Linked DNA regions of Homo sapiens: all the other regions are linked to region 4. Evidence: chromatin loops called from intact Hi-C (ENCODE). Cell type or tissue: endothelial cell of umbilical vein. All regions are shown on one strand.

Evidence for each region. Peaks named below come from ENCODE experiments on the same cell type or tissue, not always from the same donor. Only the 100,000 strongest peaks of a DNase experiment are listed, where the experiment ranks them.
Region 1: it touches region 4 in a loop (9-fold over the local background); 79 of 110 quality-filtered maps call a loop at or near these places.
Region 2: it touches region 4 in a loop (8-fold over the local background); 87 of 110 quality-filtered maps call a loop at or near these places.
Region 3: a loop joins it to region 4, with 3 times the contacts of the local background. A loop is called at or near these places in 4 of 110 quality-filtered maps.
Region 5: a loop joins it to region 4, with 2.6 times the contacts of the local background. A loop is called at or near these places in 10 of 110 quality-filtered maps.
Region 6: it touches region 4 in a loop (6-fold over the local background); 2 of 110 quality-filtered maps call a loop at or near these places.

The regions. Positions count from the first base shown.
Region 1 is chr5:59,503,989-59,508,988 of GRCh38, forward strand. All of the region lies in intron 1 of PDE4D (phosphodiesterase 4D), which reads right to left. Among named protein-coding and RNA genes, the nearest start is that of MIR582, 200 kb to the right of the region's middle. In endothelial cell of umbilical vein, a CTCF peak has its summit at 2,491 (motif pointing right); no DNase peak of the experiment used is centred here.
Region 2 is chr5:59,387,164-59,392,163 of GRCh38, forward strand. The region is part of intron 1 of PDE4D (phosphodiesterase 4D); the gene reads right to left. Among named protein-coding and RNA genes, the nearest start is that of MIR582, 310 kb to the right of the region's middle. In endothelial cell of umbilical vein, a CTCF peak has its summit at 3,063 (motif pointing right); no DNase peak of the experiment used is centred here.
Region 3 is chr5:59,523,196-59,528,195 of GRCh38, forward strand. All of the region lies in intron 1 of PDE4D (phosphodiesterase 4D), which reads right to left. Among named protein-coding and RNA genes, the nearest start is that of MIR582, 180 kb to the right of the region's middle. In endothelial cell of umbilical vein, a CTCF peak has its summit at 3,029; a DNase peak (open chromatin) is centred at 2,896; H3K27ac peaks cover 1,335 bases.
Region 4 is chr5:59,658,286-59,663,285 of GRCh38, forward strand. All of the region lies in intron 1 of PDE4D (phosphodiesterase 4D), which reads right to left. Among named protein-coding and RNA genes, the nearest start is that of MIR582, 43 kb to the right of the region's middle. In endothelial cell of umbilical vein, a CTCF peak has its summit at 2,663 (motif pointing left); DNase peaks (open chromatin) are centred at 2,676 and 3,976; H3K27ac peaks cover 1,479 bases.
Region 5 is chr5:59,585,324-59,590,323 of GRCh38, forward strand. The region is part of intron 1 of PDE4D (phosphodiesterase 4D); the gene reads right to left. Among named protein-coding and RNA genes, the nearest start is that of MIR582, 120 kb to the right of the region's middle. In endothelial cell of umbilical vein, no CTCF peak of the experiment used is centred here; a DNase peak (open chromatin) is centred at 2,388.
Region 6 is chr5:59,560,372-59,565,371 of GRCh38, forward strand. The region is part of intron 1 of PDE4D (phosphodiesterase 4D); the gene reads right to left. It overlaps LOC107986347 (a long non-coding RNA gene), which reads right to left. Exons shown (of 2, transcript XR_001742409.2): 1 at 95-5,000. Among named protein-coding and RNA genes, the nearest start is that of MIR582, 140 kb to the right of the region's middle. RefSeq lists an enhancer at 2,527-3,177. In endothelial cell of umbilical vein, no CTCF peak of the experiment used is centred here; a DNase peak (open chromatin) is centred at 2,550; H3K27ac peaks cover 2,073 bases.

The DNA.
Region 1 (5,000 bases), 150 kb before region 4:
TTTATATATTGGGTCTAGGATGAGTTGGTTTCTTTTATATATTGGGGTCTAGGATTACTTGATTTCTTTTGAAGAATCCTTGTAGAATGAACCAAAAGATAACAGATAAAAATATGCAATCAATAAATGTAATAGCATGTGCTAAATGTCATGTGTACCAGAATTAACACTTGGCCTATGAGAGATACAGAGTAATATAGGGCCCATTTGAATCCTAACACTGATTTGTCATCCTGTTTATTTAAGAAAGTTACATACTATAGTATTTCATAATATAGTTGAACAAAGTATCTGTTATATACATATGCACATTAAGCCACAATTCATTTTGCATTTGTAAGAAATTCAATATTATTTTGAGTAATTTGAAGGAAACACAATTCTTACAATTTGCATAACTGAGGTTCAAAAGGAAAGTCCACCATCTCAACCCAGTTAAATTTGGCTAACTAGTATGTACCAATCAATATAAACACGTGCTTTAAAAAAGTTACCCTAGTTCTCATTCCTAGGAAACATCAGCTGTGTAGCACCGGGATTCATTTCTGTTCTCATACAATTTAATTTCTGTAATAAAAAATCTATGTCCATTTTTTGATGTGTCATTGCTGATAGCTTTAAAGTGTTATACCTCTCTCTTCCCCTCTGTCCTACATTTGGGAAAACTGTTAAGAAAGCCCATGTGTTCTCTCCTTTGGTGATGGTGGGAAATTCAAACCACACCAGAGTCCACCCACACAAAACTCTCAGCATGGCCTCACCCACTAAAAGTCATAAAATCTCAAACCAGTCATTTTCCCCCTGCTCTCTCAAGCTACTTCAGACCTTCTTGGGAGGCCTGCTCTGCTCTCCCCAGAAAAACCTCATAATTTTATAAGTAATACATACTTTCATACTTTCTTGGTAGGGGTATATGTGTGTGTGTGTGTGTGTGTGTGTGTGTGTGTGTGTGCGTGCGCGTGTGTTTGTGTATGTGTGTGTGTGAAAGTGAGAGAGAGAGAAGTGTAGGGCTGCTCATTAGTCTTAACATTTGAACCATATTTTGGGTGGAGGCTTATCTGAATCCACACAATGGATACAACAGTTTCATCTTCTAGATCTTGGCTATTTGGTTCTCCTCTTCTGCTCCTTTCTTTGGGAGGGAAGTAAAAAGCTAAAATATGCATTCCCAGGTTATGCATAGAAGCTAACCTAAGGGAACTGCAGCTTTAATACAGCAAAAAGAACCCAGAGGAGAGTACAGAACTGATGTTATTATTAGCAGAAGTTGAAAACATTCACCTGCCTAATTCTGAGTTGGCTCTGGCATCAACAGTCTTTCTAGAATTTGTTCAAACAGCATTATTAGCAGAGGGTGCTGAGAAGAGCAGATTACCAGATTACTCTTTTTATGCCTACATTAGATTGGCCTCTTGCAGTGCATCAATATAAGGGTATGTGGTATCATTTCCAAGATGAATGTTAAGGAAATTCACACGGACAGGGGAAAGCAGGTTTTCTACACTTAAATAGCACATTCTCAAGAGGGAAAATGTCAACGTATGGCTTATTCATAGCACAATAGCTGTTTAAACTACAGCTTAGAATCTACTATGTGCCAAGCACTGTGCTAAGCATTTTACATTTTGCATATATCATTATTAGTGCCATTTTACTATTGGAAACCAAAAACAGATCCAGCAGTTGTCAGAGATAGAATTTCAACTCAGACTTACCTCATATTCAATGTCTATATTCTAATGAACTCATTCTAAGACTTCAGATTTACGTTGTTAAGACTATGAAGCTTTTTGCTTCCTGATAATCTCTGAATGTCTAATAGGCCTTTATAGCTGGCAAGCTTAGGAAAGAAGCACATTTTTTTTTCTGCTGGAATGTAGGGAGATATCTGTCATAGCTCATAGATGAAATATATAAAAACACTACATGGTATCCATTATTCATTTCAGCTCCATTGCCCTAAAGAAACATAACACCATGAATTTAGATGTAGCAAGACAATGGAATAAATGCTTTTAATTTTTTTTCAATAATTATGTCAAAATAGATATTCTGGGAACCGTGAGAAAGTAGAAAGTGTAGAAGTCATGTTGTTGACTTCAACATGCTTACAATATACCTAACATATGGCTCAGTAGTTTGTCTAGTTGTTAATAATTTGAAACATTGATTTGCTAAATTAATATAAATGGTTTCACATTACAAGTAAGGTAAGTATTTTAAAATACTAACTTTTCAAGACTTCATTTTTTAGAGGAGTGAGATTCACAGTGAAATTATGAAGGTATACAGATTTCCCATATGTAACATACTAGTTTTCAAGCATTAATTTTAATAATTCTTATATCCTGAGTTAGCATTTAAATTTATTTTATACCCTTAGTCTTTGGCAAAAAAAATGCTTCTGCTTAAAATAGCTTATTGGCTAAGAATCCATCATTTTAAAGAAAATTATGCATAATCAACAGGTATATAGTTTAAATAGAAAACAGCAGGGGGAGCTCAAAGACAGGTTGGACAAATTAAAAGTTGACTTCAAGAGTACTGAAAAATTATTTTAATAAAAATTTGAAGAGAAGAAGGAATATACTGTTAAATTATGAGATGATATTTTATACAATAATTTCCAGCAAAATAGCTAGCTAAATGGAGGAATAGTTTCCCATACAGAACACTTCAAAAGTCCAGAAAAAAAAATTAATGCACAGAATCACTAGACATCAGTGAAGTGAAAATTAAAATTACAATGAAATAACACTACATATTACTCAACTAGAATGGTTAAAATGAAAAAGATAATACGAAGTGTTGACAAGAATGTGGAGCTCTTAGAAAATAGAGAATATTGGTTGGAATCTAAATTGAAGAAGCTACTTGAGAAAACTGTCTGTCAGTCTTCAAAAAATGCATGCCTCATAATCAAGCAATTCCACTTCTGGCTATATACCCATCAGAAATATATATGCATTATACAAAAAGATGTATACAGTAATGTTCATAGCAGCATGATTTGTAATAGTTTCAAATAAAAATAAAACAAATATTTACCAATAATAAAATGGGCCAGGCACAGTGGCTCACACCTGTAATCCCAGCACTTTGGCAGACTGAGGCAGGTGGATCATTTGAGATGAGGAGTTCGTGACCAGCCCGGCCAAAATGGCAAAACCCCATCTCTACTAAAAATACAAAAATTAGCCGTGTGTAGTGGCAGGTGCCTGTAGACCCAACTACTTAGGAGGCTGAGGCAGGAGAATTGCTTGAACCCTGGAGGCAGAGGCTGCAGTGAGACGAGTTCGTGCCACTGCACTCCAGCCTGGGCAAAGCAGTGGAACTCTTTCTCAAACAAAACAAAACAAAACAAAACAAAACAATAAAATGAATAAATAATTTATAACATATTTGTATGAAGATGAAAATGAACTACAACTACATATATAAAGACAAATGTTCCTTTAGGCCCAGGAGTTTGAGTCTAGCCTGGGCAACAAAGCGAGACCCAGTCTATACAAAAAAATAAAATAAAATTAGCCAGGTGTGGTGTCATATGTCTGTAGTCCTAGCTACTTGGGAGGCTGAGGCAGGAGGACTGCTTGAGCCCAGGAGTTTGAGGCTGCAATGAGTTATGACTATGGTACTGTACTACAGCCTGGGTGACAGAGCAATACCCTGTCTCAAAAAAAAAAAAAAAAAAAGAAAAGAAAAGAAAAAAGAAAGATAACTTTTCCAAATACAGTGTTGAGGAAAAGAAGCTAGAGAACAAAGAACACACTCTCTTTGGTAAATAATATGAATATTATCTTAGAAATCACAATAGTAGTTACTCTGGGGTGGGGGCAGAATCTGAAAGGTACACAAATGGGGGCTTCTACAGCTTAGCAATATACTGCCTATTAATCTAATTGCTGCTTACATGGGTATGTTATCTTCATGGAAATTTACCACATTTTACATTTAGGTTTGTGTGCTTTTTCCTCTTATGGTATAATTCAACAAAATTTGCTCTAAAATTATACTGGATGATTGCTTTAAATCATTAAATTAAAAGTTTTTGAGGCTTGAAATTAAGAAAGCTTGGTCCCACAGGGATAACTAAGTACTAGAATTGTTTTTTGCTTTGTTTGTTTTTTTGTTTTTTTCCTGAAGGCATTTACCAATTCTTTGGGTTCCAGGGCAAGAATCTAAACAAGGGGCCTAAACAGAGAAAGAACTCACATTCAGACTTCACAGAAAGTCTTATACCCAAAAGTCAATACCTATAACTAGGCATGCTACAATCTTTCATGCAGAACAAGACTTGTCTTGGTTTCAGGCAGCATATTTAAAACAAATATTTCTTTCAAAAATTTCTAATCACAAGTGTATACTTGCGATATGTAATATGGCATTGGATATTTGCGTGGCCCAAAAGTTGAACATTTCATTTAAAGTAAATCTATAGTTAGCAGACATGCAGTTACTTAAATTATAAGCAAATCCTCTTTCGAAAAATACACTTTCAACACAGATAATTTCCAGAGATAAAATACTAAAGAGTATGAGCTCACATATGTAAAAAAATATAGAAAATGCATAAAAAAAATAAACTTGCCTGAGAGACAATCAGTGGAATAAACTGCACAGGTAGACCAACAAGATTACAGATATTGGAACTATCAAGGAACTAAAATAAAAAAAAATATTTAAGCTGTTTAAAGAAATGATAAAAAATTTAGTAAATGAGCAAAAGACAATAAAAATCAACACACATATTTAGAATAAAGACCAATAGAACTTCTAAAATTGAATGTCTAATAACTGAAATTAGAAACTCAACAAACAGGTGAAACAACAAATTAGACTCTACTGAAGGTTGAATTAGTGAGCCAGAAAACATATATGAATGAAACATTCAGAATGCAGTAGAAAAAGAAGTGGAAAATATGAAAGCAAGGTTAAGATAGGTGAATGACAGAGTGGGGCCAACATAAGTCTTACTAGGGTTGGGATAGATTAAAAGG
Region 2 (5,000 bases), 270 kb before region 4:
TCTGTAAGCAAACAAAAAGTTAACTATTTAATAAAGTTTGGAATATTTTGCCTATGTATCTCCTTCCTGGATATTTACAATATTTATTTAGCTTCCAGTAATATATCAGTTTAATTTTATGAAGCTCAGCTTATTTGACCATGCAACCATTTTGCAGGTAGTACCTGTTGATATTAGCATTCCACAAAACCTACTTTGGGAAATACTAACCTAGGTTACTAAGGTTCATACTAGCAAGAGATGAATAAGACTAACTATTATAAATAATAATGGAGAAAAAAAGAGCTCCAATGATCTGACACAGAGAAATGGATTTTATGAAGGGACATGATTTCTCAATGAGAAAGAAAGAGGAAACAGAAAACTAATAGTTCCATTGTATTTCCATAGTTAGGGTGGCGTATGGTTAGGATTCTTTGTTCAGTTTTATAAACCTCGTACTGTCATGACTTCATTAACCCAAGGCTAAGCTGTAATTCTAAAAGGTATATATATATTTAAAAATTGACAAATAAGAATGTATATATTTATGATGTAAAACATTTTATTTACATAGATGTATACATTGTGAAGTGGCTAAATCAAGCTAATTAATATATACATTACCTCACAAACTTATCTTTTTTTGTGGCAAGATCACTAAAAATCTACTCTTTTAGCTATTTTCAAGTATGCAATGTATTGTTGTTAACTATAGTCACCCTGAGGTACAATAGATCTCTGGAACTTATTCCTCCTGTTTAACTGAAATTTTGTGTCCTTTGACTAACATTGCCCCAGTCTTCAGCCCCCACCCATCAGCCCTGGTTAACAACCATTTTATTCTGTTTCTATGAGTTTGACATTTTTAGCTTTCACATTTAAATGAGATCATGTGGTGGTTGTCATTCTGTGCCTGACTTATTTCACTTAACATAACGTCATCCAGATTCATCCATGTGATCCCAAATGACAGGATTTCCAAAATATATAAGGAACTCAAAAAGGTCAATAGTATGAAAACAAATAACTTGATTAAAAAACAAGAAAAGGATCTAAACAGATGTTTCTCAAAAGAAGCCATACCAATGGCCAACAGGTATATGAAAAAAATGTTCAACATCACTTAATAATCAAGGAAATGCAAACTAAAACCACAATGAGATATCAACTCATACCTGTTAGTACAAAAAAGATGAAAGATGGCAAGGATGTGGAGAAAAGGGAAGATGTTTACACTGTTGGTGGGAATGTATATTCACATAGCCATTATGGAAAACAGCATCGAGGTTCTTTAAAAGCTAAAAATAGTACTACCATATTATCCAGCAGTTTCACTACTAGGTATATATCCAAAGGAAGTGAAATCAGTGTGTCAAAAAGATATTTGCACTCCCATGTTCATTATAGCATTATTTACAATAGCAAAGATACAGAATCAACCTAAGTGTTCATCAACAATGAATGGATAAAGAAAATGTGGTACACACACACACACACACACACTCACACACTAGAATTCTACCCAGCCCTGAAAAAGAAGGAAATCCATAATAACATCTTTTATTTTGGATAGAATGGACATCAAGGGTATTTGTGACAGATATACCATGAATGACATGAACCTAATATTAAATATTTATTTTTGTTGATGTAAGGAACATTAATAGCCTAGAAACTATAAGTTTTAAGATTTAGCTTAGGAACTCAAACGATGTAGCAAATATATTTCATCATGATTTGATCTATCTATATCAATCTTATAAAATTGTGTGAGCATGAGGTTTTGGGGATGAAGAGATAATGGAATCAAATTTTAGCTTTTACCCCCAAACCTTCTAGACTTTAATTGTATATTATGTAAAATGTAAGTATTTAAAATATGAAGTTCATGAATGGGTTCATGAGTCAACCGCAGGGGAGTTGGTGAAGCCCCTGAAACTATATGAAAAATTGTGTGTACATTTACATTTTTCAAGAGAGATTTGATCTAGTCAAATTTTCAAAGCACCCTGAGATACCCAAAAAGTGATAGACCCCTTAAAGAGATAATCTCTAAGAATTCTGTCTCCTTTTTCATTAACAGTTTTATAAGCTTTCTTATGAAAAGTATGTCATGTTTATGATATTTAGTAATTTCTTTGCTGAGCCTTCATTTTTAGCTATTCAAGAAATTTAAAAGTAAATTGTAAATATTACAATTAGTTTCTAAGGATTGTTTAAAATATCATTAATTATATAAAATTTTAATATATATTTTCAGTTCTTCAGCTAGGACAGACAGAGCCTCTTTAAAAGATTTTATTTGATGCTGGGAAGGGTGCTGGGAAAAGAGAACTCCTATACACTGACGATGGGAATGTATATTAGTACAGCCATAATAGAAAACAGTATGGAAGTTTCTCAAAAAACTAAAAATAAAACTATCATATGATCCAGCAATCCCACCACTAGGAATTTATTCAAAGGAAAGGAAATCAGTATATTAAAAGTACACCTGCACCCCCATGTTTATTGCAGCACTATTCACAATAGCCAAGATATGGAATCAACCTAAGTGTCCTTGATGGAACTGGAGGTCATTACAATAAGTGAAATGAGCCAGGCACAGAAAGACAGATATGGCATGTTGTCACTCATATGTGGGAGCTAAAACAGTGGATCTCTTGGAGGTAGAGAGTAGAATGATGGTTACCAGAGGCTGGGAAGAGAGAGGTGGGATGAAAAGAGGTTAGTTAATGGGTACAAGCATATAGTTAGATAGAAGAAATAAGTTCTAGTGTTCGATAACACAGAAAGGTGACTATAGCTAACAATAATTTATTGTATATTTCAAAATATCTGGAAGAGCTGAAGTGTTCCCAACACAAAAAATAATAATCGTTTGAGGTGATGGTTATCTTAAATACCCTGATTTGATCATCACACATTGTATGCATGAATCAAAATATCACATGTACCTCCTAAATATGTATAATTATTATGCATCAATACAAATATTTACAGTAAAAAGGAGATTTGAATTGTAAGAAAAAAAGAGAAGAAATTCTATTTTTGCAACTTATAATAGTTATTATTTGTGTGAGATACTCACTTGCCCACAAGATGGCGCTCTCTAATTTTGGATATACTATTTTCCCAAACCAATTTCTCAAGAAGTTATTTCTAAAGTGTTCTCTTCCCTGAAAAATAATATTTACAATAAATTATTCTTCACTACTGTTTGATTTTCATGCTTGAACATCTAACAATGCATGACAAAGTATATGTTAATGTTTTTGTGTGAGTGGATTGATGAATGGATGTTTCAGACATTCACAGAATGTTTACTAAATTTCTGCTGCATAAACAGCTTTGCACAGTGGATTTATAAACAAAGAAACAAAAGGTGTTAAAGTATAAAGAGCAAATCAGGGTTACTATTTTTCAAGTTAATATTTTTATATCCAAGAGTTTCATATTTAAATGAAAAATGATTGTTATAGACATGTAAATGTACAGCAAAGAGAAGACATCGGTTCAGTTAGGTAAAAGACCTTATAAGTTGTTGTGACTTATGAAGAACTTTAAGGTTTGTATGAGAAGGAGGTAAGGGGAAGATATTTAAGAGGCGGCAAATAACATAAGAAATAGCTTGAAATTATGTAGTCATGCCATCCCAAAATAAAATGGCCTCCCATTAGATAAGGCTAGATGAGTTACAGAGGGTGGTAAAAGTCACTCCAAGAGGAAGAAAAGGTAACTAATATTTACTGAGAACATAATATAACTCATACTGTTATTTAATGATCTTTCCCCACCCTTGAAAATACGTGGATGTGCCTCTTATTAGAGTGTTAGAATTATGGTGCTATATTTGGATATTTTGAGTAGGTTGCACTTCCCTAAATGTTGTACTAAATCCCAGTATACAGTCACCAGAGGAATAGAGATTTCCCAGAGAGGAAATCAGAGTTAAGGAGGTGAGCCTTAAGTAAGCATAGGAGGAGACTAAACTTCTCTGTCTTGATTCTCAATCTCTTGAGTAATGACTATGTCTTGTGGAGCCCTCTCTTGTGGGAAAGTTAAAGATGGCCTCTGCTGTCCAGTGTGAAGAGGGAGTCAGAAGAAGAGTTTCTCCTAGGGGACTTCATTTGAATAAGATATCTCCTATGATAGAACAAATTATCTAGTTTCATGTTACTTTGATTCTACATAGTTTGTCAGTAAAGTGTTGCTTTAAAATTCCTGCTTTGTCTCAGCTGTTAAACAAAGAAAAGGATTTTTTTAAAACCCACATTTAGATCAAATTGACTTAAAAAGAGTACCTGTCTGTCCAAAGGATGATGGTAGTGAGAACAACAATGAGAAAGACCCTGAAAAAAAGAATTCTGCTTCTCACTGATCTCTCTTTCTTCCCTTATTCCCCTAAAGTCATCTCCAAATTAGGAGTCAGAGGGATCTTGTTAACATCTGTTTAAAGGTCTTTGTTTAATAAGGCAAAGCCACTAGTAAGATGAATAGAGCTCTGAGTCCCCTTCTGTTTCATCTCCAACTTTTTCCCTTATTCTCCACTTTGCTACTTCACTCCAGCCACCAGGACCTTCTTACTGTCCCTCCATGATGGCAGGAGGACTTTTTGTACCTCCTTCATGTTTGCTCACATGCTACCTTCTGAATGAGGTCTTTCCTAACACCACTTAAAATTCCACCACCCACCACACACACATTCGTTAACCTCTTCTCTAATACACTTTTCTTCATGGTATTTATCACAAAATCTTCCCCATACATATTTTTAAATATAGATATATAAATAAATATATATTTCTATATATTACATATATATATAATATATAAATTATTTTCATCTTTCACTCCCAGCTGGAATATAAACTCCACAAGGGTAGAATTTTTGTCTGTTTCATTCACTGCTGTATTTTTTTTTACAGTACAGAGAAGAAAGCTCAGAACATAGTATGCCTTCTGTGATAATCCTGAGTGTGAACTTGAGTGGATGGAAGGATACAAAGTATTGATCC
Region 3 (5,000 bases), 140 kb before region 4:
ATGAAGGTACACCTGCAAAAGCAGAAGCCCTGTGGTCCACATTGAACTTTAAAATCCTTATTAGCATTTTGTATCTGAAAATTATAGGGATGTTTTGTGAATTTTTATAGATCTAACACAATTGTCAAATATCAGCTTTGAACCATGAAAACATTTCTAAGATATTACGCAAACTAAACTCTAAATTGAGTTTTCTATTTCTATTTGAATTTCACATATCTAAATTTCCTATGTTGTTTCTGAGAGAGCTCCATATCTGTGCTGGAGTTGGTTCACTGCACAACATTTCTTACAGGTTTAGATAGCACACCTTGTTTTGTGCTACATTCTCTCTTGGGAGACCTCAGTTGTATTACAATCATAGATGGTTGCTTACTAATACAGAAAGTAGAAAAAAAAGCTGCCCCTTTGAAAACTATTTAATAACTTTAATAAGCTGCTTTGTAAATAAGTAAATAAAAAGATACACTTCCTTTTGTCAAAGCAAACTCTTTGATATGGTCTGGTTCTGTGTCCTCAACCAAATCTCAACTTGAATTGTAATGCAAATTGTAATCCCCACGTTTTGGGGGAAAGTCCTCATGGGAGGTGATTAGATCATGGAACAGATTCCCCCATGCTGTTCTAATAATAGTGAGTGACTTCTCTGGAGCTCTAATGGTTTTATAAGGGGCTTTTTCCCCTCCACTCTGCACTTCTCTCTCCTGCTGCCATGTGAAGAAGAACATGTTTGCTTCCCCTTCCACCATGTTTGTAAGTTTCCTGAAGCCTCCCCAGTCATGTGGAACTGTAAGTCAATTAAACCCGTTTCCTTTACAAATTACCCAGTCTCAGGCAGTTCTTTATAGCAGTGTGAGAACAGATTAGTACAGTCAGTTGGTACTGAGAGTAGTGTGGCACTACTGCAGATACCTGAAAATGTGGAAGCGACTTTGGAACTGGGTAACAGGCAGAGGTTGGAACAGTTTGGAGGCCTCAGAAGAAGACAGGAAAATGTGGGAAAATGTGCAACTTCCTAGAGACTTGGAGGGCTCAGAAGACAGAAAGATGTGGGAAAGTTTGGGACGTCTGAGAAACTTGTTGAATGGCTTTGACCAAAATGCTTATAGTGATACGAACAATGACGTCCAGGCTGAGTTGGTCTGAGATGGAGATGAGGAACTTGTTAGAAACTGGAGTAAAGGTCACTCTTGCTATGCTTTAGCAAAGAGGCTGGTGGCATTTTGTCCCTGCCGTAGAGATCTGTGGAACTGTGAATTAGAGAGATGATTTAGAGTATCTGGTGGAAGAAAATTCAAAAGGAAGCACACCATAAAAGTTTGAGAAATTTGCAGCCTGATGATGTAATAGCAAAGAAAAACCCATTTTCTGGGGGAAAATTCCAGCCAGCTGCAGAAATTTGCATAAGTAATGAGATGCCAAATGTTAATCACCAAGACAATGAGGAAAATGTCTCTAGAGCCTGTTAGACGACTTCACAGCAGCCCCTCCTATTACAGGCCTGGAGGCCTAGGAGGAAAGACTTTATTTTGTGGGGTGGGCCTAGGGTCCCCCTGCTCTGTGCAACCCTGCATCCCAGCTGCTTCAGTCCCAACCATGGCTAAAAGGGGCCAACATACAGCTCAGGCCATTGCTTCAGAAGGTCCAAGCCTCAAGGCTTAGCAGCTTACACGTGGTGTTGGGCCTGCAGGTGCACAGAAGTCAAGAACTGAGGTTTGGGAACCTCCACCTAGATTTCAGAGGATGTATGGAAATGCCTGGATGTCCAGGCAAGAGCCTGCTGCAGGGACGGGGCCCTCGTGGAGAACCTCTGCTGGGGCAGTGCAGTAGGAAAATGTGGGGTGCAAGCTCCCACACAGAATTCCCACTGGGGCACTGCATAGTGGAGCTGTGAGAAGAGGGCAACCATCCTCCAGACCCCAGAATGGTAGCTCCACCAACAGCTTGCACTGCGCACCTGGAAAAGCTGCAGACACTCAATGCCAGCCCATGAAAGCAGCCAGGAGGGGACTGTACCCTGAAAAACCACAGGGGTGGAGCTGCCAAAGTGGTGGGGACCCAACTCTTGCAACAGCATGAACTGGATGTAAGACATGGAGTCAAAGGAGATCATTTTGGAACTTTAATGTTTAATGACTGCCCTATTGGATTTTGGACTTGCATGGGGCCTGTTGCCCCTTTGTTCTGGACAATTTCTCCCATTTGGAATGAGTGTATTTACCCAATACCTGTGCCTCCACTGTATCTAGGAAGTAATTAACTTGCTTTTGCTTTTACAGGCTCATAGACAGAAGGGACTTGCCTTGTCTCAGTCGAGACTTTGGACTTGGACTATTGAGTTAACGCTGAAATGAGTCAAGACTTTGGGAGACTCTTGGGAAGGCATAATTGTGTTTTGAAATGTGAGAAAGATGAGATTTTGGAGGGCAAAAGGTGGAATGATATGGTCTGGCTCTGTGTCCTCACCCAAATCTCGAATTGTAATCCAAATTGTAATCCCCATGTTTTGGGGGAGGGAACCTCATGGGAGGTGATTAGATCATGGGAGCAGATCCCCCTGCTGTTCTCATGATAGTGAGTGACTTCTCAGGAGATCTGATAGTTCTATAAGGGGCTTTTTCCCCCTTTCCTCTGCACTTCCCTCCCCTGCCGCCATGTGAATAAGAACGTGTTTGTTTCCCATTCCACCATGATTTTAAGTTTCCTGAAGCCTTTCCAGTCATGCAGAACTGTGAGTCAATGAAACCTGTTTCCTTTATAAATTACCATATCTCAAGTAGTTCTTTATAGCAGCATGAAAATGGACTAATACACCCCTGCAGTGATAAACATTTTCATCTTTTGAGAATAATCAAAAATAGATGTGCAGCAAAAATGTCATACCATTGCTTCCTGTGCCCTGTGATGCACAATGGAGCAATGCAGCACTCCTCACTAGATAAACATTCTGAAATAACAGTACAGGGCAAGCAGTCCTAGGAAGGCAGACCACAGAGCTTAGAAAAAGTACACGCTGCAGTTTGAAGTGCAAACCACAATGAGGCAATGAGGAGCTTATGTCCACTCTCAATATAAAACATATCTCTGTTAAGTCCTCAAATGCCTATGGTTCTCTGCAGTCACCCATTAATGACAACTAAGGGACCATGAAGGGGGAGACATGGACTGGCATTGTCTGCTGCACCATTCCTGGTGGTTTGATTAAAAAACACTGAAACTGGAGAGGATATGTTTAGAAAATAATTGTATGCTTGCTTCAATTCAGCTTTTCTCTCCACTTTTAAAATCAGGTAAAGCCAAACTCATATATATTCTTATTATCTACAACAATTACTGTTTCAGGAGGTTGACATGTCTTGTTACCTAAAACCACTGAAAATTTGAATGTTGATCAACATTTAAAATAGCAAGAGGAATCTTTTCCCATTGCTTAATTTTATTTTTTTGAGACAGGGTCTTGTTCTATCTCCCTGGCTAGAATGCAGTGGCGTGATCTCGGCTCACAGCAACCTCTGCCTCTCAGGCTCAAGCAATCCTCCCACCTCAGCCACCCTAGTAGCTAGGACTACATGTGCATGCCACCATGCTTGGCTATTTTTTTTGTATTTTTTGTACATATGGTGTTTTGCCATATTGCCCAGGCTGGTCTCAAACTCCTGGGCTCAAGCAATCCACCAGCCTTGGCCTCCCAAAGTGCTGGGATTACAGGCATGAGCCACCAGGCCTGGCCAATTTTATTTCTTACTTGACTTTTTTTGTTGGTGTAGCCATTCTCCTATTGATAGACACTGTTCATTTTAATTTTTGACTATTACAAAGAATGTTTTTGGGAAATTTTAAAATTTTTTTCTTCTCATGCCAAAATAAAAGCTTATAACAGAAAATATAGGCAAAACGTGAATATGTAAAAGTTTCTGCAATCCTACTTACCCTGAAATAACCACTGAATGGCATGGTGGTTGTTATGGTGTGTGTGTGCATGCAAGTGTGTTTACAACATTTATCTTTTTCTGAGTATAAGCTTATATGTAAATTTTAAATTTACATATATGAATAAGCAAATGCATAAATTTGTAAAAATTGAATGGTACTAAACATACTTTTTATAAGATCCTTTTTTAACCCTGTAAGGCTATTAAAATATTCAAAACACTATCCTTTTTCTAGTACTATGTTCACAAAGTATTCATTTTAAAATATCACTATAGAACAGTATATTACAGCAGGCAAAGAAGTTCAGTTGAAAGTTATACTCCTAATATTTGAGAGAGATAAGAATGGATGAAGTTTGATGTACTTAATCCTATTGCAATAAAGTGAACTTTCAAATATTTCAAGCCTTCACTGCAAAGTAAAATAAGACCTATTCTTATTTCTTCAAAAATTTTATATATTATAAGTAGGTAAGGTATCTCCAGCTGAAAGAAATAATTTTATGGCCAGCTTTCCAAACCTTCCAAATTGTATATCACTTTCTTCTCTTTTAATTCTGCTGTCTCAGATATTTAATTAATAAGAGCTGCTGTAGCAAGGGGCTTGTCCATAATTTTATTGTCAACATTTCTGAGTCATCTACTTCTGATTTGTTTTAAAATCAAATGCAAGATATTTGGCTAACATACAATCACCATGAGCTAGGAATATAACAAATAAACCAATGACAGCCTTCTCTGATGCACCCTTACTTTCATCTGAACCATTGTGCTAAGAAAAATTAGTTTTTTATTCCTTAAAAGTCTTAAGTATCCTTCTGTTATATCTGAAACCTCAACTCCTCAACTCCTTTTTTGTTAGTTGACCATCAGCCATCAACCACCATCCAGTTAAAGTCAATGATGTGAACTGCACGCTTAAAGGTAAGCAAAATTCTTTTAAGTTCTGCTTTGAAAAGAGGGAACAAAACCCTTGGTGACAGGAGTTTGTAATCTAATAGGGGCACTGTGATTAAGTGACATAGTGCATACATGTGTGCCAGGAAACAAATCTATACTGAGTACAAT
Region 4 (5,000 bases):
TCTCACACCTAGAAAGTGTTGATCCTGGGTTGCTGAATTAAAACCCTCAAGTCTGGAAACTCTATTCCATCTACCTAAGAACCCAAAATGGAGAGCCAGATTTTTTTTTTTTTTGAGACGGAGTCTCGCTCTGTCACCCCAGCTGGAGTGCAGTGGCACGATGTCGGCTCACTGCAAGCTCTGCCTTCTGGGTTCACGCCATTCTCCTGCCTCAGCCTCTGGAGTAGCTGGGACTGCAGGCGCCCGCCACTGCGCCCAGCTAATTTTTTGTATTTTTAGTAGAGATGGGGTTTCACCGTGTCAGCCAGGATGGTCTCGATCTCCTGACCTGGTGATCCGCCTGCCTCGGCCTCCCAAAGTGCTGGAATTACAGGCGTGGAAAGCCAGATTTTAAAATGAGCAATTGGGTGTTTGATGTTGCCCAAAGGACTCCAGCAGTCAACAAATATACATTGCCAATGCCAAAGATATTCCTTTATTGCATGGTTTAAAAAGTTGGTTGAGATCTTTATAAATAAAAAAGTGTGTGTGAGTGTTCGTGTGTGTGTGTGTGTGTTTCAAGAAAAGTTTCAGCCAAGCAGGTGGCTCACATCTGTAATGCCAATGCTTTAGGAGGCTGAGGTGGGAGAATCACTTGATCCCAGGGGTTTGAGGGTACGGTGAGCTATGACTGCACCACTGCACTCCAGTCTGGGCAACAGAGTGCCTCTGTCTCTCTAAAACATAAAAGAAATTTTAATGCAACTTAAATTTTTAAGGTCAAGCCTTCTCTGTACAATGAAAACCTATGCAATCCAAGGAGATTTTCACCGTCAAAGGAGATCCTTATACTGGGAAGGGATATGTTGAATCAGTAAATAAAAGCAACTTTTGCAGATTTGCAACAAATGCCTAATGGGAGAATTTGCTTAGAATGAATCACTTGGGTGGGTGAACAAACTTACTGGTTCTGCATCAGCAAACATAGAGTAAATAGTGTCTTAATTTTCTTTCCAAAGACCAGAAGAATTTTGAAAAGAAAAATAAAACCCTAAAATATTGTTATGTCACACAAGAAGTGGAAGTAAACAGGCAGAAAAAACTTCTAAAGCTAAGCACTTAGGAACTGAGTGTTAGTAAAGAGAAACAACCAACTGCATTTTGGTTTCCTCTGTAAGCTAGCTGAGTGGAGAAAACTGTGAAGAAAATGAAAATCACAACTGATAAGTGCTTTTCTTCTCAAGGTGTGGCCTCCAGGCCTTTCCGATAATTATGTCATAAGAAGAGATTAGGAGTCTTCGTAGGTAAGAAGTCTTAAGGACAGTCTATTCAAAAATGTTTTTCATTTGGTACTCTGTTACAGCTATCTCCTTTCTCTGACAGTGTCCAGCTACAGTAACATCTATATCAAACTGCCTAAAGAATTTTAGCAATATTTTGATAACTCATCTATCATAATGTTCCCTTGCCCAGCCATCAAAGGGCAATCCTTCTGCTACAGTGTGCACGAAATGGTCTGAACCACACCACACATCCTTGAGCTCTGAATGCATCAAGATACCAGCAGTTAGAAGATTCCTATTCTCTGACAACTCTCTCATAACAAACTTGATTTATTAAAAAATAAATATTGAAGTAGGCCGGGCATGGTAGCTCATGCCTGCAATCTTACCACTTGGGGAGGCCGAGATGGGTGGATTGCTTGAACTCAGGAGTTTGAGACTCACCTGGGCAACATGGCGAGGCCCCATCTCTACTGAAAATGCAAAAATTAGTCAAGTGTGGTGGCATACACCTGTAGACTCAGCTACTCACGAGGCTAAGGTACAAGAATCACTTGAACCCAGAAGGCAGAGGCTGGCTGCATTGAGTCAAGATAATAGCACTGCACTCCAGCCTGGGCAACAGAGTCTCACTCTGTCGCCAAAATAAATAAATAAATAAATAAATAAATATTGAATTAGTAACTTTTGCATTTCATCCCTTGGTAATACATATTTCTTCTGAAGGTAATAGTATTTTATTCTAATGAACTCTTTCTGCCCCATGTTTAGTAAGCAGAGCTCATTTGTAACCATTTGGGCTTCAGACAAAAAGCTTTTCTAAGTTTTGTTTTTATGAAACCAATATTTAAAACCACTTCCTTTTATTTATTTTTTCTCTCTCAAAAACAAATGTCCATGAGGCTTCATTATTTTTTTCCTCCCTTTTCTAATTTCTTCTTTTTGAAAGTAATTTATTTTCTAAAATTGAAGAGCCACCTGACTACAGTTACTTTAGGGTAACTGAATGTGGTTGTGCTTTTGCCTTTTAAAGAGTTAGTTCTGACTACATTCATATAAGGCTTTGTTTTCAAGGATGTCTGGAATTCAAACCCCTGGGACTGAGAATATCACCCAGGAAAAAAAGATGCCAAATTGAACTAAAAGGCTACTTTACAATTTTGACCTGTGGATTTTATTTAATGAGGGACAATCAACAAGGCTAAGTAAAATAGTTCCTGGAATATGTCTGACAGTCATATGAATAGGATAAAAGCTGCTGAAACAGTGCTCAAAGCAAGTTATCACCAATTCTGAATTCTGAATATTGCACCTAAATTCACAACGATAATAGCTATTTTTAAAAATACCACTCATTATGTCTTCAAACTCTAATCTACCACTCTTAGATCATAATGCCAAGAGTAACCCCTACTGGCCAGTCTATTTTATGGCTAATGCTGAAAGGATACAGGAGAAAGGGTGGTTTTACTGATATATTTATAATCCCAGGAGCAGTTTGCCAGCACTGCATTTTCATGATAATATTATATATATATATATATATATATTTTGTCATCTAGCTCCTCCAGTGATACTCCTGAAGATTTAACATACTTTACTTTTACAAAGTTTTAATAACTATAAACATGTTGAACATTTTAAATTTCTGGCAATATAAATAATATTTCTAAATCAACAGATAAAAGGAATTCTGCTCACTTTAAATAGCTTTTCCTTAGTATTACTTTCTGAAGAGGGCAAATTATCAAATGATGTTTAAAAACTCCATTACCTGCTCCAAGTTAAGGGGCGAGACAGGGCACAGAATGAATACAGTGGGGGTGTGTCATTAGGATGCTAATTTACACAACAAAAATTAATGACAGATAAAGTCAGCAGCATGTTGACATGTCCAGCCCACATGCCCTACATTTTGTCTACTTACAAAGTGACATATGACTCTAGATGTTTGCATAAGCAACATGGAGATTCCCTTCATTATTGCATGTTTAGGTTGCTAGTAATTGAGTCATACTCCTGAGCTAAATTAGGTAAATAAACTTGTGTATAAGGAAGTTACCATGCAATCCTATTAATTTTCCATATCAAGATATCCAGGAATAAAGCAGAACTTAGACAGATTCTAGAAAAAATCACACATAGGGCAACATTCTCACTTCTTCCTGGCCCACTGCATCTCTTGCATTCTTTATGGGTTTGTAAAAATCAGGTTAAAATAAACTAAGTGTAGTTCATTTCACACAGGAAAGAAAGTATAAATGAGCATTGTAGGCCAGGATAAAGCTGTGGCTGGGGATAGGCATTCTGTCCTGTTTGCCTGGGGTGCTAATTTTATGAACATTATATGCTATTATAGACTATATTATTGTTCTCAACAATTCACTCTTTTGCCACTTGAATGTTCAGGCGTTCTGGGAGGGGGGATATATTGCTGAGACCCATTGTCTGGTTAGCCACAAACTTGCTTGGGCTAATGGAATGTGAGTGGAGATGACAGTCTGTCATTTTAGATCAAAGGCTTTAAGAAGCATTACGTGCTTCCCCCAGCCTCTTGCTCTTTACCCTGGGCCACAGTTCCGTTGTCAGAGTTCCAACCAGCTGTACTCTGGGCAAGGTTGAGCCATTTCCTCTACTTTCTTCTAATGGATGGAATGGTCTAACCCATTGAATTGACAGGAAAACAAGAAAATACTTTGGCTGGAAAGAAACTCTTACAAGAGCTCAGGCTAAACCCTAAGGAATTCAGACTTCTCTTTGAAAATCTTATTTGTCAATGGTCACAATTCAGGAGAAAGGACAAGGTATACTGCAACACCTGGGCCTCATTTTTGCTGACAATGGAGCAGATGGAGTGATTATCTGTAACCTTATTTGCACTGACCCTGAATATCTGTTGTTTGTCAAAACCATTTGAATCCTTTTAGTTTCAGTTTCCCACACGTATAATCTTATTACTCATAAAGTTTACTCTAAAGCAAGGTTTAAAATGAAATCTCATGAGAATTAAACATCATTTGTACACTTAGATTGCCATTCTTAAAAAAGTTACATAAATTCAGCAGAAAGAAAGCACTATTTTAAGAAAACCACCTTATCCTCTCCTTTTAATTGCTTCTAAGAAACTGGGCAAACCACCCTCAATGAAAATAATTTGAATAATAACATATCCGTTCTCTTATATTTTAATTTTATAATATTCCATATGTGAAACAATGGGGTAAATATTGAAGATGAGAGTGGGTGAGAGTCCTAGATTCCAGAAAGATAACTTTTACTTCTGCTATTTATTATTAATTTTCTTCCTTTCAAAATAGAGTTTTGTAAATTGCAGCTATTTCTAATTCTACTCAAACCTTTGACAAAGAAGGAGATGTATACACAAACACATTAAAGAAAAAAATAAATGGTTACATTTTAAGTTGGAAAATATTATTCCACTTTAAATATATCCTAAGTTTAAAGAAAGTATTTATTGTGAGCCAAGGCTTCACATTAAATTTTGCAATTTGTCTCCTTAATACTTCTAGAACAAAAGTTAATTATTTCTTAACCACTTACATAGGAAATAAGATTTAGAAATTACTCAACTCACTTATTTCTGCTGATATTTTTCTTTGTTTTTTTTTTCCTTTGAGATGGAGTCTCACTCTGTCTCCAAGGCTGGAGTACATTGGCGTGATCTTGCCTCACTGCGACCTCTGCCTCCTGGGTTCATGCAACTCTCCTGCCTCAGCC
Region 5 (5,000 bases), 73 kb before region 4:
TCATTTGAGACATTGTCATAAAAGCAGCTGGAAAGCCCTCCGAAACCTATATTTAGGTATCTATTATTCATCCAGAGTCCAGCCAGAACATTTACCTGAAAGATATACTTTCAAAATCAGACAAACTGCATTTCCAAAACAACCCATGTTAGCAGACACTAAGCCTTAACATGTGCCTTTATTATGCATTCACAAAGTTTCTGCTATGAAAGTCAGAATCCAGCTGACCCTAAAGGTATGGCAAAAACAAGCAATTTTAAAATAATGACCTTTTGCTCTTATAAATACCCTCAGCAATGAGTTCCTACACACATTTAGTCATAAACTCCAGCAAGAAATGGCACATGATATCACATGTCCAGGGACCTGAATGCATTGCATTGAACCTTAATAGATGACCAAATATCAAGGCACTAAGCAAGTTCTATGAGAGCCTGAGCACTTCCTGATTCATATGTTAGAATTCTACTAGAATTCTACTGGTTCATTCTGGTAGAAATATTTCTTGAATAGCTAAAATATCCTTAACTGTGAGGCACCAACACATTTTAGCATTATTTTAAAATTGAGTCAACATTCTAAGTTTCCCTTAACCTTCTTTTAGAAATTCAGACAAATTGATATATCAGAAATTCATGTGTGCCCTTCCCCAGGGAATTTTCAAATAAAAATAGCAAAACAACAAAAAACAAACCCTAAGCCTCATCTTTAAAAAAATTTATTAAATTGTTGCCATTCTCAAAGTTTTTTTCTTCCTCCATGAAATATTAGCAATTTAAATGTTCTCAAGTCCTCATGCTTGACTTATTTGGGGATGCTTCATATTAACAAAGTATTTTTATTGCATAACCATTACTTTCTCAGACAATATTCGGTTTTGCACAGTTTACTTTTCATTCTCACTTGATACCAATACTCTAGTTCAAGACAAATCCTCATCTGGTACCTGTCACGGAATTTGATAATTCTGAGTTTTACAAACTGAAGGGAATATTGATTACTCACCATATCCAGGAATGCCTTCTAAAGGGAAAATTATTCACGTGCATCATGTTCGCAGATCTTCTGTCATTAATATTTTTCTTGTCTCCTACGTTACATGTAGTGATTTTTACAGATGAATTCCAACTCTCTTGTTTGAGCAGCTATCGTGGGCAATTATTGCAACAAGTATTGAATCCCAAAAAAAAAAAAAAAATCTCCCCCCACCAATAAAAACAAATAGCAATTACAAAAGGCCTTCCAGGATTTGAAAAAAGAAACATCACAGAGCACTGCAGGTATGGGTCCATCCATTTAGGTTCCACTAGTTAGTCAACATACTAAAATAACCAGTTCAACTAATAATCCTAAATGGTGGCAAATATTGTCCTGGTAAAATCTAACCGCCTTGAGTGTAAATTAATGCATCCTTAAGGAAGGACTCTGGAATGTGGGAAGAAAGGAGTCAAAAGACAGTTTCTTGATATCCTTGTTAAAGAAGTGTTAGAAGGGAAATGGAAAACTTCAGGTTGCTTTGCCATGCTGTCCTTTAGAAATGAATATTGCTTTTTCTTCTTTCTTAGGCACATATTCATGTATGGTCACTTTAACGCAGTGCTACCGTCTGAGACGTGTCGGACAAAGGCCTGGGCAGAGGGGCTAGAAACCATGTATCACCAAAGCCAACTTCTTTCCCAGATTTCAGAATTGCTGGTTCAACTGCAAAAGTAGGAAGGCAATGAGTAATTTCTGCTCTGCAGGACAAGATTACCATTAACTACCATCATGACTTCAGAAGATGCTGTCACGATGAAATTCATTTCTGCTGCCTAACCCCATAATAAGGCTGGCTGTTCTCTTTAAGTAAAATGACTAAGCTATTGATCTTTTCACTGCAGAATCCCCTTTATTTTGTTATTATCAAAACCATGTGGGAGCTTTTCATATTTTGCCTTGGAAAGAAAATGAATTTCACAGCTGCAAGTCAGACGTTGTCTAAGAATTCTTCCCCCGATGTCTTTCTTTTCTTTTTTTTCCTCTCTCAATCTCTTTTGTTTTTCACCCCAAATTCAGTTTTCCAATAGGTGTCATTTATTCTGATGCTCTGACATCTTCTGAAAGATTCTCATGCCCAAGCTATACAGACCTTGCATGCTTTTAAAACACAATGGCAACAGGCTCCTGCTGGAGTCCCCCAGCGCCGAATTTCCAGCAGAACCTTTGGAATCCTCGCAGCCGCCTTGTCTGCCCTGGGCTGTGCCGCCCCAGCTCTGATCAGCTCAGGACACTTGCAGGCTCCGTGGTACTGTACATTAACTCTGCAGCAGCCTGGCTCAGCTGCAGAGACTGCTGCCTGACAGGGGATGTGCTGGCGTCAAGGGGGCCCTCTAGGTGGGTTCCCAGACATTGCAGAGCCGCGCACTCCTTGCTAACCTCCAAGTAAGAGCAAGCAAAAGGGGTTAAAGGAATAGCTCGCCCTGGAAGAGCAGACTTCTTTCAGTAATTACCAGGCAAGAAAAGCTAAACAAGGAGAAGCCTGTAAAACACCTCACAGGGAAATTACGCCTTAAACAAATACGGAGGGAGGATTTTTTGTTTGCTCGTTTTCCTTCTTACCCAGTGAAAAAAAAAGAAATAAAAGAAGTCCAGAGATAATTTGCAAATGATAGAGTTTGGTGGATTTCACTCCTTAAAAAAAAAGCACCGGGGTGGGGAAGCCTTGTTTACTTGATGATTTGTAACCATTTAGCTGCAGATGACCACATGGTGATTTTTGGACAGGAAATCCTATGGAAGCCGGTTCTGCAGAAGTCAGTTGTACTTCAATTGCAATTGCGCATGCCATAAAACTGCTTGTTTGATTAGGGGGTGTGTAGATATGAGGAATGCTGAGATAAAACGTTGCAATCCCTATCACTGATGTTTTGCATTTCTTCATGCTTGCTCCTTTGTTGCAAAAATTCTGTTCAATAATCCCCCAAAAGCACCCCATCACTGTTGATGCCATTTTGGAGCAAGAATAAAATAGTAAACTCTTGTAATAGTAGGTTGGCACTTAAATGGTATTTGTTTGAAATCAGTGGGAGAATGGACTTTGCAGTAGAAGTACACTCAACATTAATATACCACTTTTAACTTAGGTATTTAAAAAGGCTTTTACGCAATTGCTTGATATTAAATGGAATACCGGCAACATTTAATATAACATGCTATTATCTTCATTTAGGATTTCCCCAGTGAGGTCCTGTCATTGCAGAAAATATTACCCAAGATTGGGTGGAGGGCATGTCCCATAAATTCAAAACCTAGTATAAAGAAAACTAATCTTAAAAACCACCATAATTTGGAGAATTTTCATTTTGATCAAAAGATGATCCTAAAAGGAGGATTCCTAGGAGGAAGAAGAACTGGGTGATTCCTTAAAAGCAATGTGAACTTGTAGGTTCAGAAAGATGCCACTACAGCATAAAAGAATCTTGAGAATATTTGTTGAGATTTCCTGTAGCCTAGGCAGTGTCCTCATGACCCCTTTTTGCTAAAGGGACTAAATCTCTTCCATAAGGTCATTTGTAATCTGGCCCAGAAAACTTCAGCCTACATTGTTTTTAACAAGCTTTGAATGTTTTGAATCAAGTAATTAAAATTTTGATATTATATTAGACATTTAAATATTATTATTTAAGAGCTAGGAACATCTACAATGCCCCAGGTCCCATTCTAAGATAGTTACAGTATTACCCCATTTAATCCACACAACAGCACTATGAGTTAAGGACTGTTACTAGCCCTGTTCTCCAGATGAGGCTATTGAGGCACTCAGATGTTAAGTAGCATGTCTGAGGTTAAATATCTAGTGAGTCACTATCTGAATCAAGGAAGTCTGGCTCCAGAGCCTGTACACATTACCACAATATTCTAGCACCTCTGTAATCATAATAATACCACCTTGTTATACTTTTATACTTTCTAAAATATTATTGTTATATGTATTATTTTGGCATCACAGAATTATGCTGAGGAGATTAAGACATTTATTATGCCCATTTTGGAGATGCCAAAAAGATTGTATTTGTTCATTATCAGGCATCTTGTGAGCAGTAGATCTGGAAGAGAATTCAAATTATTTGACTCTGGTTAGTGATCTTTGATCATGATGATGATAATGATGGGTTTTAATTATTTTAAAACTAACATTCAGTCCTTATACAAGAGAGTAGGTCTCCATAGAAAGTAGCAAATGCAAAGATTTTTTAAAAAGATGTAAAAATATATTTTCCTTTGTAATGAACATCATTTATCTGACATTATTTTCTTAGTCCATTTTATTCTACTCTGTTCATATGTCAAACCATCACCTATGGGTGATAGGATAGTAAGAATACCTCTGAATCTTTCTCCACTACCACACAGTTCAACATTCAATACTTGTTAGCTACATTTCCATTTGCGGGCAATGATATAAGCAAAGCACTTTATAAATAAAATACAAATGATTTGGCCATTAAACTACTAAATATACTTAAACTAAGAGGACATTTTAGCTGAATATTTTTAAAGTGAATTTTCGTTGGATTTTTATTTTTATACATGCAACTGTCTAGAATAAAGTCTAACAAATTAGAACAAAAGGAAACACAACTGAGAAACTATGATAAATAACAGAAAAGCCAAATTTCTGCTTGAAAGATAGCAAAGAAAAAACTGTAATTTATTTCACAGTTCAGAGAATCAAGACTACACATTATTAAACAATCCAAAATTGAATATTTTTGCAGACATAAGGCAACAAATATAAAAGAATAGGCTTGCTTAGAAAATAGAAATAACTCATTTCCAGCATTTTATTCCATTTATATTAGAAAGAGGGTCTTAAGAGTTATGTCTACTAATTTATAGGCTGATACTTTACAAATTTAATACTTCCTACATGTATGGCCTTCAAGAAACAACAGTTAGGCAGAACTAATAGGTTTGTAATCTAAAAACAAGTTGTCAAAAATGAAAAAATGTTGTTGGGT
Region 6 (5,000 bases), 98 kb before region 4:
CAGGTAGATGAAAGCACAAAAAAAACCCATTCATTCATTCACTCACTCATTCATTCAACAAGTATGTATTGAACTCCAATTCAGGGTTAGATACTCTTTTGGCACCATGACTGTGAGATCTGGTTCTTGTTCTCCGCTATCTCTGCGACTTTTCATCTTTAGTGGGGAGAAAAGACAGGTAAACAGTTGATTAAAACCTAGTAAGAATTAGGTTCAAGTTTTCACAGGATGTGGTGAAGCTCAGAGGAGAGAGCAGAGCACTGGTCCAGTTCTCAGGTCTGGGGCCTGGAGGAGAATTGCCAAGGGAGATAGAGATTGAGCATAGTCAGGGAAGGGTAATCCCAGCAGATAAAGCAAACTGTGTAAATACGGGGAAAAGCTAGCAGGAAACAGGCAACAATAAATTCATTGTTTCTGGAGACAGTCTTAATGGGACATGGCAAACAGAGAGAGGATACTAGTGAGAGAGCCAGGTGCTGCGTTCCTGATGGCCAAAAGGTCTTGTTGGAGAGTTTGTATTTTATCTTCAGGGATCTGGAAAGCCTTGAAAGATTTCAATCAAAAAGATATTTAAAAACATGACAGAGTAAGAGAACACTAAGTTCCTCACTTAAAAGTTATGGCAGACATTTCAAAACTGTTCACCAATTTCCAGTTTTCTTCTTCCAACCCCACAGGAAAATTGTACTTCCCTGCCTCTTTGAGGTTAACAAAGTTGCATTGCTTTGGAAAATGAAATATGATCCACTTTTCGGGGTGGAAGCATTTAATTGTGACTTCTGGAATCTCTAACCCTTTCTTCTGTCATGGTGAAGGTAGACACCTGTGGTTTATATGGCGGCATTGCTTTTGGCAATCACATGGAGACTGCTGGCCTGCGGGGTTCTCAGATCCACAGTGGGGTCGTCCGTTATTGGAGTATTATTTTGCCTACCATGACTAGTACACGTATTCAAGTAATGGAGATATTCTTATAATTAACAAGCTACTAGCTCTGATTTGTAATTTGCTCAATTAGACAAAGTTAAGTGTGTTCCTTGTTAAAAGTATTCACCTGTCTAAAGTTTCTTGTCTTAGTAAAGCAAGTCACCGCTTCCAGATTTTGGAAGTGGTAATTAACAGCGTTTTGCTTATGGATTTACTTATAATTAGTTTTTGTTTTTGGAAATTTGAAAAATGCAAAGTTTAAAGAAGAGGGTGTACATTTATTCTAATTACTTTTAGAAAGAAGTAGTACATCAGTAATATGGTCTCAGTGTTAAAATATTTTAAAAGGGACCAGGCATGGTGGCTCACGCCTGTAATTCCAGCACTTTGGGCAGCCGAGGCAGGCAGATCACCTGTGGTCAGGAGTTTGAGACCAGCCTGACCAACATGGCAAAAACCCGTCTCTACTAAAAATTCAAAAAAATTAGCCAGGCATGGTGGCATATGCCTGTAATCCCAGCTATTTGGGAGGCTGAGGCCGGAGAATTGCTTGAACCCGGGAGGCAGATGTTGCAGTGAGCTGAGATCGCACCACTGCACTCCAGCCTGGGCAACAAGAGTGAAACGCTGTCAAAAAAAAAAAAAAAAATTAAATAAAATGTAGATTAACTCCTGAAAGTGAATACTGTACATGTTTGCATGCATTTTATTCTTTGTACCTTGTGACTGCTGGCTACTTACTGCCTTCCTCCTGATACCAGTTTTTCTCTACTGCATATGTCAATAAATGTTTAGAAATGCTTGAAGAATACAGAGAAAGCCCAAAGTGTTTTTTGTTTTGTTTTGTTTTGTTTTGTTTTTTTCAGAAATGCATCTAAGTGTCTCCTTACAAAATGAGAGAATTCATTGATTAGCCATTCTTTGGACATGCTCTTAAACGTCCTCTACCAGAAGGAATTTCATATTCCTATCACAAAAGGGAAATTGCTTATTCTTATGTTTATAACACCAGATCTTTTATTTGATATATACTATGTGTATATATTATACAAATAAGCTCTTTATAAAAGATAACCATGAAGGAATTATTTCCTGAAACGGCAAAATATAAATTTGCCTGTAAAATCAGAATGCCCTAGCCAATCTTTTGAGATTTGACCAGGATGATCCTGTGGGTAAGGAAACTAACCCTTTCAAATTGCATGAAAATTAGAAGACAAATGAAGATGTTGTGAATGGAAATTCATTTCCAAATAAACCACTGGGATAAAAATCATTAGAATAATGCTAGTTTCAAAATCTATGTTTTTCCGTCTCTTTGTCACTCACAATTATTTCAAATATGTTCACTTTAAAGTACAGTATATATACCTAGTTAGGTTGAGTCATGTTTTAGAAAAATTCCTTAGAGTTTGTTTTTAAGCAAAACAGGACTGTTTTAAACAAAGCAGAACCTTAACAGGAAACTGATAACAGTGGCCAAGAAAAGCATCTTATTTTCTATTTTCTGTGTATTAGAAAGAAACCCTATTTCTCACTTCCTCATATGGTAATTATATCTCGGTGGAATTGAATCCTCAGGACAACAGGGCATGTTATTGTGAGATATTTTACACCTGGCTTAACCATTCTGTAAAATCAGAGATAGTGACTAGCCCAGAGGCTCTGTCTCACTTCCTTCCGGTGTTGCTTAGCTATTGATAAATATTAAGGTGCATGTGATTTGGCTGCTAAAATGAAGAAAGGATGTCAGAAGGCTATCAGTTTGCTGAATCAAACAGCATTGCCACAGGGCTCCAAGCTGGCAGGGCCCCTCTGGGCATTGCCAGGTCACCAAGGAAGTGGCTGGGTGAGGTGGCAACAGGTGTCAGACATGCTGCTGAGCAGATGATCTCAGCAGGCCTGAGGACAGAAGAGAAGGTTACCACACAAAGTGCTTAGCTGTGACCGCAGAGGAATTTCAGCATCAAAGGAATTTGAGTAGAAAAAGGTTTCAAATTTCAGTTAACCCAGGGTTGAAGCAGCAGGACTCATTGATAGAAAGAGAGAAGCAAATAAAAGCCCACACTAGTTAACATAACTCTCAAATAAGAATGCAATTATCTGCAGCCACAGTAGCCCATGGAAAGATATCCCTAACCAGTCATTCAGTTGAGACATAGGGACATCACCTGGGTGGAAAGGACCCTTACAGGTTGTGAAGGAATTATAAGTGACCATTAGTGAGTGGTCACTATGTACCAGACACAGCTGTAAGTGCTTTATGGCCATTAATTCATTCCATCTTCACAACAACACTCTGAGGTAAGTATTCATATTTGCCTTATTGTACAGAGGTAGAAATGGAATCATAAAAAAGTGAAGACATCAGCCCTAGCTGATACAGCAAGTACAGAGGAGAGCCAGAATATAAACCTAAGAAGTCTGTCTGTATAAACCATGCTCTTAGCCACCAAGTTTCACCATCCCTCACAGGGAGAAAACTGCAGAGCAGAAAAGTTCTGGTCTTACTCCTAAGAAGAGATGCACATTACATACATGAAAAGATACCAAACATGACAACATAGAAAATGATGGATGCCAAGTGAGTGCCAGGAACTATAGAGCTGTTGAAAGAGATTCATTGCAAAACAGGTTGGAATAAGCAAGACAAACTTGAGAAGTGGATTCTCACATTGAGTGTGAACAAGCAGGGGCAGTGTGATGTGGAGGAAGGGAGCATGTACTCTACAGGCTTTAGCTTCAGAGGGGCTTGGGTTCAAATCCCAGCTCTGCCACTTACAAGTCATGTGAGCTTGGGGAAGTTACTTATTCTTTGTTTTCTAGTTTTCCTATCTGCAGGGATAGAAAAATGCTATTTCAAAACACTATTCATGAAGATCAAGCAAAATTAGTTATAAGCAGGTCTCAGCATACTTGGTACAAGGTACACATTTAATATGTGTACTATTATCCAACTAGGGAGAGATAGAAAGGGAGCTTCAGGTGAGAGGAACAGCATAAAAAATGATCCGCAAAAGCCAGAAATAAAACTTCTATGAGCTCAGTTCAAGCTGACTGGGTAGGTAAATGTCTGCCATGAACTTGGAAGTGAGAGAGAATCTCCCTTGGACACTCATTAAGGGGCCTCAAAGCCATGAAGAGTTGCCATGTGGTCCTTCCAGTCAATAAATAATTTTGTCCAAACACGAGTGGAAGAAAAAATTAAGAGACACCCGGATGGGGAAAACCCATTCTCTTTTTGGTGAGACAATCTAGCCAGAAGGACACTCTCGCCAGCTAGAGCTCTGCATATCCAAACAAGCACAGGTAAAGTGGAAGAACTGACCAGAAGAGGAGAAAACATGAATTAATTAATTAATCAAAGAAACACCTGTAAGGTTCCAAGTAGGTGGCAGGTAGGCTGAGTGTTAGTGTATCCAGTCAGGCAGGTGGTGATGACAAAGGGCCCCCAGGAAACTCCCATTTGTGTGAGTGAGAAAGGCAAGAAAACAGCATGCACAATGCTACTTGAGGAGCGATGTTTGAAAAAGTGATGCACAGGTTGCAGGGGATGCACAGAAACTAGGGATGCAGCACTGGAGTGGGGTGAGAAGCTTCCAAGAAGAGACAAGCCTTCTGATGGGTCTCAAAGGAAGAGGAGGGTCTCACCAGGCAAAGGGGTTGGGGGACACATTCTAGTCAGAAGGAACACCATGGACAAAGGTTGATGAATGAAGCAGAATGATATCTTTAAGAAGCTGCAAAACACTTTCCACCAGGAGGGTGCAGCTGGGGTGTGGCACATGAGGTTGTGAAATCAGGTCCTAAAGAGGCTGGAAGAATGTGTAGGAAGGAGATGGGCTCCGCTTGGCTCTTAGGTCTCTGCAGAAGGAAAGAGAAGGAGAATGGGACAGGTGGTGAGACTGGAGGCCTGTACACTATTTAGAAAGTTACTGGGCCAGGCACAGTGGATAATGCCTATAATCCCAACATTTTGGGAGGCTGAACCAGGAGGATCGCTTGAGCCCGGGAGATCAAAACCAACTTGGGCAACATGGAAAAACCCTATATTTACAAAAAAATAAAAAATG